Linked DNA regions of Homo sapiens: region 2 is linked to region 1. A link is a contact called in ENCODE Hi-C or POLR2A ChIA-PET data. All regions are on one chromosome and are shown on one strand. Each heading gives the region's core, a stretch centred on a gene start or an enhancer-like site at or near the end of the contact. The rest is flanking DNA. Distances are from core to core; before and after follow the strand shown. Region 1 has its middle 15 kb from the start of LINC00880. Region 2 overlaps KCNAB1 (potassium voltage-gated channel subfamily A regulatory beta subunit 1).

Evidence for each region. Hi-C counts contacts between places; a loop is a spot of excess contacts on that map. ChIA-PET counts read pairs that join two places held with the same protein, here RNA polymerase II (POLR2A). Pooled maps may share reads with other maps.
Region 2: a map of HCT116 shows a loop between it and region 1 (15-fold over the local background). The contact joins two enhancer-like sites. A Hi-C loop is called at or near these places in 7 of 168 maps with a recorded cell type or tissue (A673, Calu3, HCT116 and 4 more), 1 of 37 single-sample maps with no recorded cell type and 8 of 50 pooled maps. POLR2A ChIA-PET finds 5 or more read pairs at or near these places in 1 of 52 experiments (activated naive CD4-positive, alpha-beta T cell).

What each region holds. Positions count from the first base shown.
Region 1 is chr3:157,135,574-157,141,298 of GRCh38, forward strand. No RefSeq gene overlaps it. Among named protein-coding and RNA genes, the nearest start is that of LINC00880, 15 kb to the left of the region's middle. RefSeq lists a silencer at 127-421. Within about 2 kb of position 1,483, at least 25 of the 41 ENCODE cell types and tissues checked have a DNase peak (open chromatin) inside an H3K27ac peak, as active enhancers do.
Region 2 is chr3:156,380,056-156,385,264 of GRCh38, forward strand. All of the region lies in intron 1 of KCNAB1 (potassium voltage-gated channel subfamily A regulatory beta subunit 1), which reads left to right. Among named protein-coding and RNA genes, the nearest start is that of KCNAB1-AS1, 64 kb to the right of the region's middle. Within about 2 kb of position 3,852, at least 2 of the 41 ENCODE cell types and tissues checked have a DNase peak (open chromatin) inside an H3K27ac peak, as active enhancers do.

The DNA.
Region 1 (5,725 bases), core at 233-2,732:
TTATTATTTGGGTTTCCAGACAGCACTTGTTTTCTGAAACCCTCAAATTGCCTCAAAGATATAATATCTTTGTGCTAAAAATACTTGTTAGTCAAACATTGGTTGAACTCATGACTTGTGGCACTCATGAATTCAAAAGATGGTTTCATTTTTTCCAAATCATTCTCTCCTTTTCATCCACTCCATCCCAGAACAAATCATTCCGATAATGTATTGCTAGAATGACTCACAAGGGGAATCCATCACTGACCGGGTTTGTCCAAGGTCTTGCACTGACCTCTCATGGTGAGGAGAGCAGCAAGCTGTCCCCCACACTTGCAGGCTGTTATCTTGATGGGAATGAGAGCTGTTGGGCTGCTCTTCAGGAGCAGGAGGTAAGAACAGCCTGTGGGGTCCTGAATGGCCCCAGCGTCCTTGGGTACTAAATGCAATGCTATGTACTCCCCAGTGTAAAAAGCTTCCTGGTTGCATACTTGGCTTTTGCCTTCTGTTTGAGACACAGTGAGCCAGATTACTTCAACAAAGTCATTCCCTGGGAATTAGATGCTCAGAAAAGTACATTAACTTTTCATGTCTTGGCAAAGCTTTTAGCCACAGCAGGAGCTCCCTGAGTGAGGGGCTGGGTTTCTTTTACCTCAGTATTCTTGGAATCTGGCCCACTGCCTGACACATAGTAAATACTCCATAAATACTTGTTAACTGACTTCAGTTAATAATTGTCATCGACAGTCATTGAGAGCACCTACCGTTTTGGGTCCCTGATTAAGACTAAGGATACAATGAAGTATAACAAACAGTCCTGGCTCTGATTGGAGTCTAGTTGGCGAATCAGGCCAAACACGATAAATGACACTTGCCAGCATAGAGTGATGTGTTTTAATTGCTCAAGGAATAACACAGGCCATAAGGGGCACTAATGTTTAGGAAAAACAAGAGATCCACCTAGGACAAGATACCAGGGTCAGCCTTTCTGCTTGCTAGGAATTGGGCTATGCCTTTAAGGAAGAGATAATAGCAAGATGTATCAAGTACCTCCTACTCTGTGCTAATGTCTCTTTACATACATTACTGAATCTCACAACAATCACACAAGGGAAATGTTTATCATTGTCAACCCACAGATGAAGAAACTCAGGCTCAGAGAGGTTAAGCAATTCTGTCCAAGGCCACATGGCCACTGAGTAGGAGGACTAGACTTCTAATGCAGGCCAGTTGAACTCCAGAACCCATGCCTCTTTCACCACCTCGGCCAAGGAGGAAAGACCTCAAACTTTATCAGCTACCTTGGGGCTTAATTTGAAGCAGCTTCCAAAGCAAGCTGACACTGCTTCTAGGAAGCAATAGCAAAGCAAGGAAAAGCTGACACCCTCAGGTTCTCTGAGCACCACACTGAATGGGGTGGCAGGTGGAGCCACAGGGTTACTGGAGTTGATCTCTGGACCTGGACAGCTTGCAACCACAAGCAACGGGCTGGGTGCAGGTGTGGGTATGTGCATGACTCTGCTGGACAATTTCCCAGTAGCACACACGTGGCAAGCAGCGTCTACTGCTGAGCTCTAAAAGACTTTTGATGAGTTCAAACCTCATTATGTGGATGCTTTGTAATGAGACCAGTCAGCCCGGGCTTGGTAGAGTGGTTAAGTATACAGACTCTGCAACAAACTAAATCCTGGCTCAATCACTTACTAGCTGGGTGAAATCACCAACTCATGGGTTCCTCTCCCACCACACGGTTTTAGAAAGAGGTCAAATGAGTTAATATATGTGAAGCAGAATGGCATCTGGCACATAGTGCTTATATAAATAAGGGTTGCTATCTATTCTTCTGCCAGCAGAATCTAGCAAAGGTATGTACCTTTAGAGTTATTGCCAAAGGTTCAAGTCTGGATTAAAGGCCTAAATGAGGCTTAAATGGATGTAGCTAAAGACATTAGTGTTCCTTTGTAAACAGACAAGCCTTTATTGTGTTCAGAATAAGGCTTGCCAGTCAGCTGAAGTAAAACTTAGAGCAAGATCTTGTATCACAGACAGCCAAAGAGTGACCTCTAGTGGCGTAGGTTCTTATTACTGACTATGCAAACTGAAAGGCGTTCAAGGAACCACAGATTGTAGGACTATGGAAACCGATCGTGCATGGGTGTCTTTGTCCGTTTGTGTAACTATAAAGGAATACATGAAGCTGGGTAATTTTTATTTTATTTTATTTTTGAGACGGAGTCTTGCTCTGTCACCCAAGCTGGAGTGCAGTGGCGCGATCTCAGCTCACTGCAAGCTCCGCCTCCTGGGTTCACACCATTCTCCTGCCTCAGCCTCTCGACTAGCTGGGACTACAGGCGCCTGCCACCACGCCCAGCTAATTTTTTTGTATTTTTAGTAGAGACGGGGTTTCCCTGTGTTAGCCAGGATGGTCTCCATCTCCTAACTTCGTGAATGGCCCGCCTTGGCCTCCCAGAGTGCTGTGATTACAGGCGTGAGCCACCACACCCGGCCCCAAAGCTAGGTAATTTATAAAGAAAAAGAGGTTTATTTGGTTCACGGTTCTTCAGGCTATACAAGAAGCATGGTACCCATCATCTGCTTCTGATGAGGGCCTCAGGAATCTTCCACTCATGGCAGAAGGCAAAGGGGAATCAGTGTGTACAGAGATCACATGGCAAGAGCAAAAGCAAGAAGACAGGAGGAGGTGCCAGTCTCTTTTTAACAAGTAGCTCTCACAGGAACTAATAGAGCGAGAACTCACTTACTACCTTGAGCATGGCACCAAGCCATGAGGGATCCACCCCATGGCCCAAACACCTTCCACCAGGCCCTGCCACCAACATGTTGGGTATCAAATGTTAACATGAGACTTGGCAGGGCCAAACAAACCATATCCAAACCACAGCAATGGGGAAGATCGTCCTGGACCAAAAGAAAAGTTGTTCTGGAAACTGCAGCCATGAGAAGCCCTATACATTGGCAAGGTAGTTATCCTGATCTTTGAAAGTTATTTCATCCCCTCTGACGCCAGTGCTGATATTCTCAAGAACTCATGTTCCCAAGAGCTTCTGGTTATACAGGTCTAGAGAAAGCACAAATGGTGTGAACCTTCTGGAAAGGTACACATGTGGGAAAAAGTCTTTAAAATATTCATCTTAAAGGTCACAGGAGGCCGAGTGTGGTGGCTCATGCCTGTAATCCCAGCACTTTGGGAGTCCAGGGCGGGCAAATCACGAGATCAAGATATTGAGACCATCCTGGCCAACATGGTGAAACCCCGTCTCTACTAAAAATACAAAAATTAGCTGGGCGTGGTGGTGCGCACCTGTAGTCCCAGCTACTCGGGAGGCCGAGGCAGGAGAATCACTTGAACCCAGGAGGTGGAGGTTGCAGTGAGCCAAGATCGCGCCACTGCACTCCAGCCTGGTGACAGAGCAAGACTCCATCTAAATAAATAAATAAATAATAAAGGACACAGGAACTATCTTAAAGGGGTTTCCATTGGCCACATCGGAATTTGAGTAACGAAATAATGATAGTAATGGATTATAACTTCATAGAATGAGTCCATACTGAAACATATAAACAAATGAATAAATGAAGGAGAAAAGAAAGCTCTTTCTTACAGTGGCATTCCAACTAATAAATGTCGAGCGAATGCTGAAATTTAAAAATCATTTTCAATAGTTATTTCAGGTAAAAATCATCAATGGATGCTAGAATTAGTAGGCAGAAGTTAATTAAGAAGCACTATTGATATTATCTAGGCTGAGTGCAGTGGCTCCCGCCTATAATCCCAGCACTCTGGGAGGCCAAGGTGGGTGGATCACCTGAGTTCAGGAGTTTGAGGCCAGCCTGGCCAACATGGCGAAATCCCATCTCCACTAAAAATACAAAAAAAAAAAAAAAAAAAAAGCTGGGTGTGGTGGCAGGCGTGTGTAATCCCAGCTACTTGGGAGGCTGAGGCAGGAGAATCACTTGAACCCAGGAGGTAGAGGTTGCAGTGAGCCCAGATCATGCCACTGCACTCCAGCCTGGGAGATGGAGCAAGACTCTGTCTCAAAAAAATAAATAAAAAACAAAAGAAACAATATTTATATGATCTAAAGTATCTCCCCCAAAAGCTACTTGTTAATTACAAAGTGTAAAATAGTAACTTTTTAATAGAGAACACTGGCAGACAGCACCTTAACCAATGATCATAGTTAACACCATTGGTTACTGGGGCAAATTAACACTGTGCCTCCTAATGAGGCACTGAGGACACAACCTGGCTTCTGTTGTATTTCTCCTGCCAAAAACACAGAACCCAAATCTAATCACAAAAAAAAAAAAATAGGGCAAACTCAAATTAAAAAATATTCGACAGAACCATCAGTTTACAACAGGGGTGTCCAATCTTCTGGCTTCCCTGGGCCACATTGGAAGGATTGTCTTGGGCCACACATAAAATACACTAATACTAACAATAGCTGATGAGCAAAAAAAAGAAAAGAAAAGAAAAATCGCAAAAAAGTATCATGTTTTAAGAAAGTTTGCGAATTTGTGTTGGGCCACATTCAAAGCCATCCTGGGCTGCATGCGACCCATGGGCCGTGGATTGGGCAAGTTTGGTTTTCACTCTTTAAAAATGTCAAGGTTATGAAAGCAAAGACAGACTGAGGAACAATTACAATGAAAAGAGACTAAAAAGATTACGACTAAAGACAATGTATGATTCTAGGTTGGATTCTGGACCAGAAAATAGGGCACTAGTAGGAAAATTGGCAATATTTGATCAATAGATCAATATTTGCAATATTGGCAATGTCTGGTCGATAGATTACAGTATTGGTCAATATGTTAAATTCTCTGACTTTGGTAATTATATTGTGGATATGTAAGATAACGTCCTTGTTTTTAAGTAATATATACTGAAGTACTTACAGGTAAAGAAACAATGACTGCAACTTACTCTCGAGCAGAGCAGAAAAGACACCACAAAAAGTGAAAAAGCAAGTGTGGTGAAATGTTAACATTTGGTGAATCTGGGTGAAGGATATATAAAATTTCTTCACACAATTTTTGCAACTTTTTTGTAAATCTGAAATTATTTCAAAATGAAAATTTCTTTAAAAGTCCACTTCAGGTTCTTTATTATTTTTCTTATGTCACTGAAAAGGGTTGACTAGTGTCTCCCCAAAATTGATGTCCACCTAGAACCTCAGAATGTAATCTTATTTGGAAATAGGGTCTTTGCAGATGTACTTTGTTAAGATGAGGACATACTGGGTTAGGGCAGGCCCTGGTATCCTTAGAAGACATACACATACAGAGAAAAAGGCCATGTGAAGATGGAGGCAGAGACAAGTGATGCAGCTACAGGCCAAAGAAAACCAAGGATTGCCGGGAACCACCAGAAACTACAAAGAAACAAGGGTGGACTTAGAGAAAGCATGGCCCTGCTGTCATCTGGATTTCAGACTTCTAGATTCCAGAAATGTGAAGGAGTAATTATTTGTTGTTTTAAGCTACCAAGTTTGTGGTAATTTGTGACAGCAGCCCTAGGAAACCCTAGGAATTACAGTCACCCACTTTTAAAACAATGGCGCTCTGGTCTACAAGACGCCATAGTCTGGCATCCTCAAGTGTCTGAAGATGCTAATAATGATAACGTTTATTGGACATTTACACACCTAACACTGTGTTAAGTGTATTATATACATTATTTCCTTTAACCTTCATATCTGAATACACTAGGCTTAAT
Region 2 (5,209 bases), core at 2,602-5,101, 750 kb before region 1:
ATATGGGGCTTCTCACCACAAGCACATGGAGGCTACTGAACAGTCACATTGCAGCAAGTTGGCTTTCTGCTCTCTGACCCCTCCCCATCCATCAGCTGAGGTCTCTAAACAAACCTGATCCTTCTCCAGCGCCTTCCCCTCTATCTTCCATTGCCAGGAAGAGAGCAGAAAACCAGGGTGACAACATGTGGCAGCTTTGTCTTCTTAGTTGGTTTGTATTATAGAAAAATATTCACCATGTTCTCCTCCAGTGTACCTTGATTTTGTGCATGTTTTGTTCTATACAATGACTGATATTTACTTTTGATAGCTATATGCATTCCTTGGTGTACTGAGCATTTATTTCGGAAGTCCTGAATGATATTTTGAAGCCTTTCAATTTAGATTTAAGAATACTTAAAACCTAAGCTCTCCAAAATAACACAACTATTTCACAAAAAACTAGCATTAGATTTCAGTCTCCAGATTGAACACATTTCTAGAGCACTTATCAGGTAGATTTCCAGGTAGAGGGATCAGCCTGTGCAAATATTTGCAGCAGGAGTGTGCCCAGCATGTTTAGTGAAGCCATTACTAAATTTGGTGAGGTTGGGAATGAGGTATAATTTCAAAGATGAATAAAATATAGCCTTAGGGAAATTAGAAACTAGGGAGAAAGGTAAAATAACCTACTTTTTCTTCCTTCCTCCCTGAAACGTATTAAACATCAAATAGGTTCAAGAATTACATAAGATGCTAAAGGCACAAATACACAAAATAGATCTGGTCCCTGATTTTGAGGGGTATAGTCTGCTGAGGGAGACATCAGCCTCCAACTAAACTCACTATAACAGGAGATGGAAAATCTTTCAGAAGAGAGCCATAAACAAAGAGCCACTATAATAGTGCATTAAATATTTCAAATTTACTAAAAGAGTAGATTTTAAATGTTTTCACCACAAAAAAATAAGGATGTGAGGCGATGCATTTGTTAATTCGCCTGATTTAATCATTCCACACTGTAAGCGTATATCAAAGCATCATATTGGGTCCCAAAAACATATAGAATTGGCATTTCTCAATTGAAAATAACACTAAAAAACAAACCAAAAAAGCGCCCAAAGAGCCATTAGACCACAGATGAAGGAGTATGGAGTATTTAAAGCTGAGTCTTGGGATTAGGGAATTTTGCAGATAGGTGGTGATATCTGAACTGGCCGGTTAAAGGATGGACATTTCTGCAAAAGGAGAAAGAACATTTTTGGCTGAGGGAACAGCATGAGATCCTCCAAAGTGTGTAGCAGTTTTAGAGAAGAGTCCCAGTAGAGGATACTGAGGGGATTCTGGTGATAATGAGGAGATTAGGAAGTGAGCCAGGGCCATGTGGTAAAGGAAGTGAAGCCTCCAGTGTAGAGAGAATAGAGCATTCACTCCTTCACCAAGGCTGGGGTCTCCTTGCCCACAAGCAGATGTTCTAACATGGGTGTCTTCCAAGTGAACACAGTCAGCAAGAGCCTTATCACAAGTTTCTTTAATAGGCTCTTCAGGGAAATTTACAGAACTTCTCACTGAACTAAATCAGTGGACATTTTGAAAGCTGGAAGGCAATTATAAGCTGGGCCAGAAACACAAAATGAGGAAAGGATCTTGTGGAAAATGGAGCTGTTTCAGCAGGCAGGAAACACAGGGAAGTGGTTCTAACACACTACTACTACCTAGTTCCTTCTCTGCTCACCTCCATATCCTGTGGCCCCTGGAAAAGATGAGACCTGGGTAAAACTGGTAATACCTATCCAGTCATTTGACACGTGAAAGGTTCCCAAGACTCAACTGCCACATTAGCCTTGCACAGATGCTTAACATTTCATTATATTTACTCTTTTAGCTGCAAAGAAAAAGATGAAATGCAAACTCTTTTGAAGGAACAGTGCAGCTAAGTTGAAAGAACACTGGATCAAGAATCAAGAAACCTAACCTCATTTTTACTTCACCTGAAGAGCTGTGTGGCCCTAGGTACAATAGGGCCACACAATTCATCTGTAAAGTTCCCCAACACACTGCCCATTCCAAAATCTTGGGGAAATTTAAAAGCTATATTCATTTCCAGGTCCCATCCAGATCTACTGAATCATAATCTCCAGAAGTGAGATCCAGAACCTGCATTTTCAGGCTGGGTGAGTGGCTCACACCTGTAATCCCAGCGCTTTGGGAGGCTGAGGCGGGTGTATCACCTGAGGTCGGGAGTTTGGGACCAGCCTGACCAACATGGAGAAACGCATCTCTACTAAAAATACAAAATTAGCTGGGCATGGTGGTGCATGCCTGTAATCCCAGCTACTCAGGAGGCTGAGGTAGGAGAATCTCTTGAACCCAGGAGGTGGAGGTTGCAGTGAGCCAAGATCACACCATTGCACTCCAGCCTGGGCAACAAGAGAGAAACTCCGTCTCAAAACAAACAAACGAAAACAAAAAACAAACAAAAAAACCAACCAACCAACCAAACAGAACCTGCATTTTCTAGTCTTTTTGTGATACTGGTTGGTGCCATTTACCGACTATTTTTTGTCCCACTAGCTTCTGGGAACCAAGTAGAGTTGCATTTTGTGGCCCCCTTGTGGTGAGGTGGGGCCATGGGAACAGTTCTGGCCACTGAGTGGGAAGTAGAAGGGGCAAGTGTCTCTTCCTGACTGGAGCATGGAATTGCCAGACTGAGACTGTCCCAGGTTGTTTTTCCCTCTGGCTTTGCAAGCAACCACTTTGGGATCTCCAAGTGACCACCATAAGCAGAGCACCCTGCCTACCTGCAATGAAAAAGAAGCCTGAGGGCTTGTTACATGTCGCTGAGGTGTGGAGCTTGTTAGCGCAGCCTAACCTAGCTTAGACTGACTGATAACCATCCTCTGGTGATTTGTACACAGTCAGCCTGATGCCAGGCTTTGACAAACTCGGGCTAGATGATCTTTCGGGTGCTTTCTACGTCTGAACTTTGTTGGTTCTGTAAACAGGTTATTAGCTATTAACTTCTGGTAAGATGCTTACTGGCCATCCGATGGGAAAAGCCCTTGTCAGGTCTTTCTGAGAGCTGCTCTTGCAAAATAGGCAGTGTGAAGAGATTAGATTGGGGATGGGGGCAGGGCAGAGCTCTCAGAGAGAGCAGCTATATAGTTGGGAGCAAGGAGTAGGTACATTCCCAAGGGTCAATTCAAGTTGGCCTGAAAGCCAACTTGGCAGCTGGAATTTCTATTTCTACTTTTAACAATTCAACATTTCCTGCCACTAGAATTTGTATATAAATGAATGGGTAATCTGCTTCAGGGGTTTTCATCCTGGGTGAAGATGGTCCCTTAAAATTTTGCTTGCCTGGAAACCCTTTTGTATGAGGCCTAAACTCCTTAGCACTGTAATTTAGGCCACTTCAATCCACTCTTAGGATAAATACCCATCCTGATTTGCCCAGAATTATCCCAGTTTTGCACTGAAAGTCTGGCATCCTAGGAATTCCTCAGTTCTGGGCAAACTGGGACAGTTGGTCACCCTACAGGCCATTTTGTTTCTTTCTAATAACATCACTGTGAAGATAAATTCTCCTCACCCCACCCTGATACTTGGCAAAGTTAGGTTTCAAGCTCTTCCCATGTGCTCTGGCTCAAGTCAGAAAAAAATAAAACCTCAACAGCTTCTGTTCTGCAGAAAGAGGTTTACAGATTTCAATATGCTAGCCAAAAAGAAAAAAATTATTCTCAGCTTGATTCTTTTGCCAGCTTGATAGGCATCGGCAGAGATGGGTGGTTTCCAACAGCGTTTTTCGCCCCTGAGCTGGTTTTGAGCCTCGCAGCTCTGCCACTTGACGGCATCCAGGTTTCCAGACGCTGGCAGGGATGCTACAGTCTGTCACCATCAGGCCTGCTTTGAGTTTTTCTGTTCTGACAGCTAGACAAGATGTCATTTGAAGGGTGTTTAGTACTTGGGTGGTTGTTTTCAGGGTGGGTGAGCCCCAGAGTAGATTTGATTCAGGAAACATTAAATGTTGGAGGCTGGTCTGTATCCTACTTGAAGAGTCAGATTAAAGGGTTGTATAAAATTAGGCACTTTTTATTCTGCAATTAAATAAGTTCACTGCCCTTTTGCTAAAAATGGATAATGGACAACTGAATGGCAGCTTGTTGGAAAATGGTGAAACCCAGAGTGGCTAAAGCTGATACAGCATTTGCTTCACCACCGTCTTTTTACAAGATATTATGAAGTGACTAAGGAGAGTATATTCAACTTTCAGAAAATACTTCTGAGTGAACTCTTTGCCTGAATGTCCTTCTACTCTGCAGCCTAGTAGCCCGATAGTAAAGAATGATTTGCTGAAAAGCCCGATTTTCCCTTTCTTCATCACTCTCTTCCCTCCTTTAGCTCTCAAAAAGTCCTGGGTCTCAGACCAAAGGTTGTTCTAGAAACAACTTGCTCTTGGAGAAATGTACCAAAGGAAAATGGAGTGCAAAAGCAAAAAAAGTCTATTTCTAGGGAGACCAAATTAGGAAGAAATGAGAACATGAGATATGAGTAGAAAGAAAGGAAGGGAAATAAGGACCTTTCTAGAGGCAGGGATGGTTCATGTGGTAGGCAGTCATTAGGTGCCAGGGAATATAGTTGAAGATGTGCTGGGATAGGCTTCTTGTTTCATATATTCACACTGGCACAGGAACCGCATCAGAACTTGTACTATTTCTTCTTTTAGATGAAGTTGGGTCCTCCTCAGAAAACTTCCATTCTGTGAAAACTCCCTTGGAATGGATTCCTCAGAGAGGTTTTGTTCTTCTGGCAGGAGAAGGAGGGCACCTGAAGGGGTAGGGGCACCTGGAAGGTGAAAAAGCATGGGAAGGAGGGTAAAGGCAATGAATATCATTTTTTCTACTTCAGTACCTTTCCAACAGCTGGCCCCATGGGAAGGAAAAGAAAACAAGAAAGAGTAAGAATAAAATTGTTTGGATTGGACTTTTCTCCTAACCAACCTCCTCATGAATTTAATCTCAGTAAGATTTGTGCAAGTAGAGTTTGCCTTAATGTCATTTATTTCTTTAAGACTTTGGCTTTTCCTGCCAATGCCAAAGTGCCAGTCAGAGTACCTTTAGGGCTTTCTAAATCTGGGGCTTTGAGGGAGACATCCGTGTTTGAGAAACATGTGCCCTAAGGAAGCTCAGAGATGAGGATGATGATAAAAGTGCTACTTTGGGAATCTTGT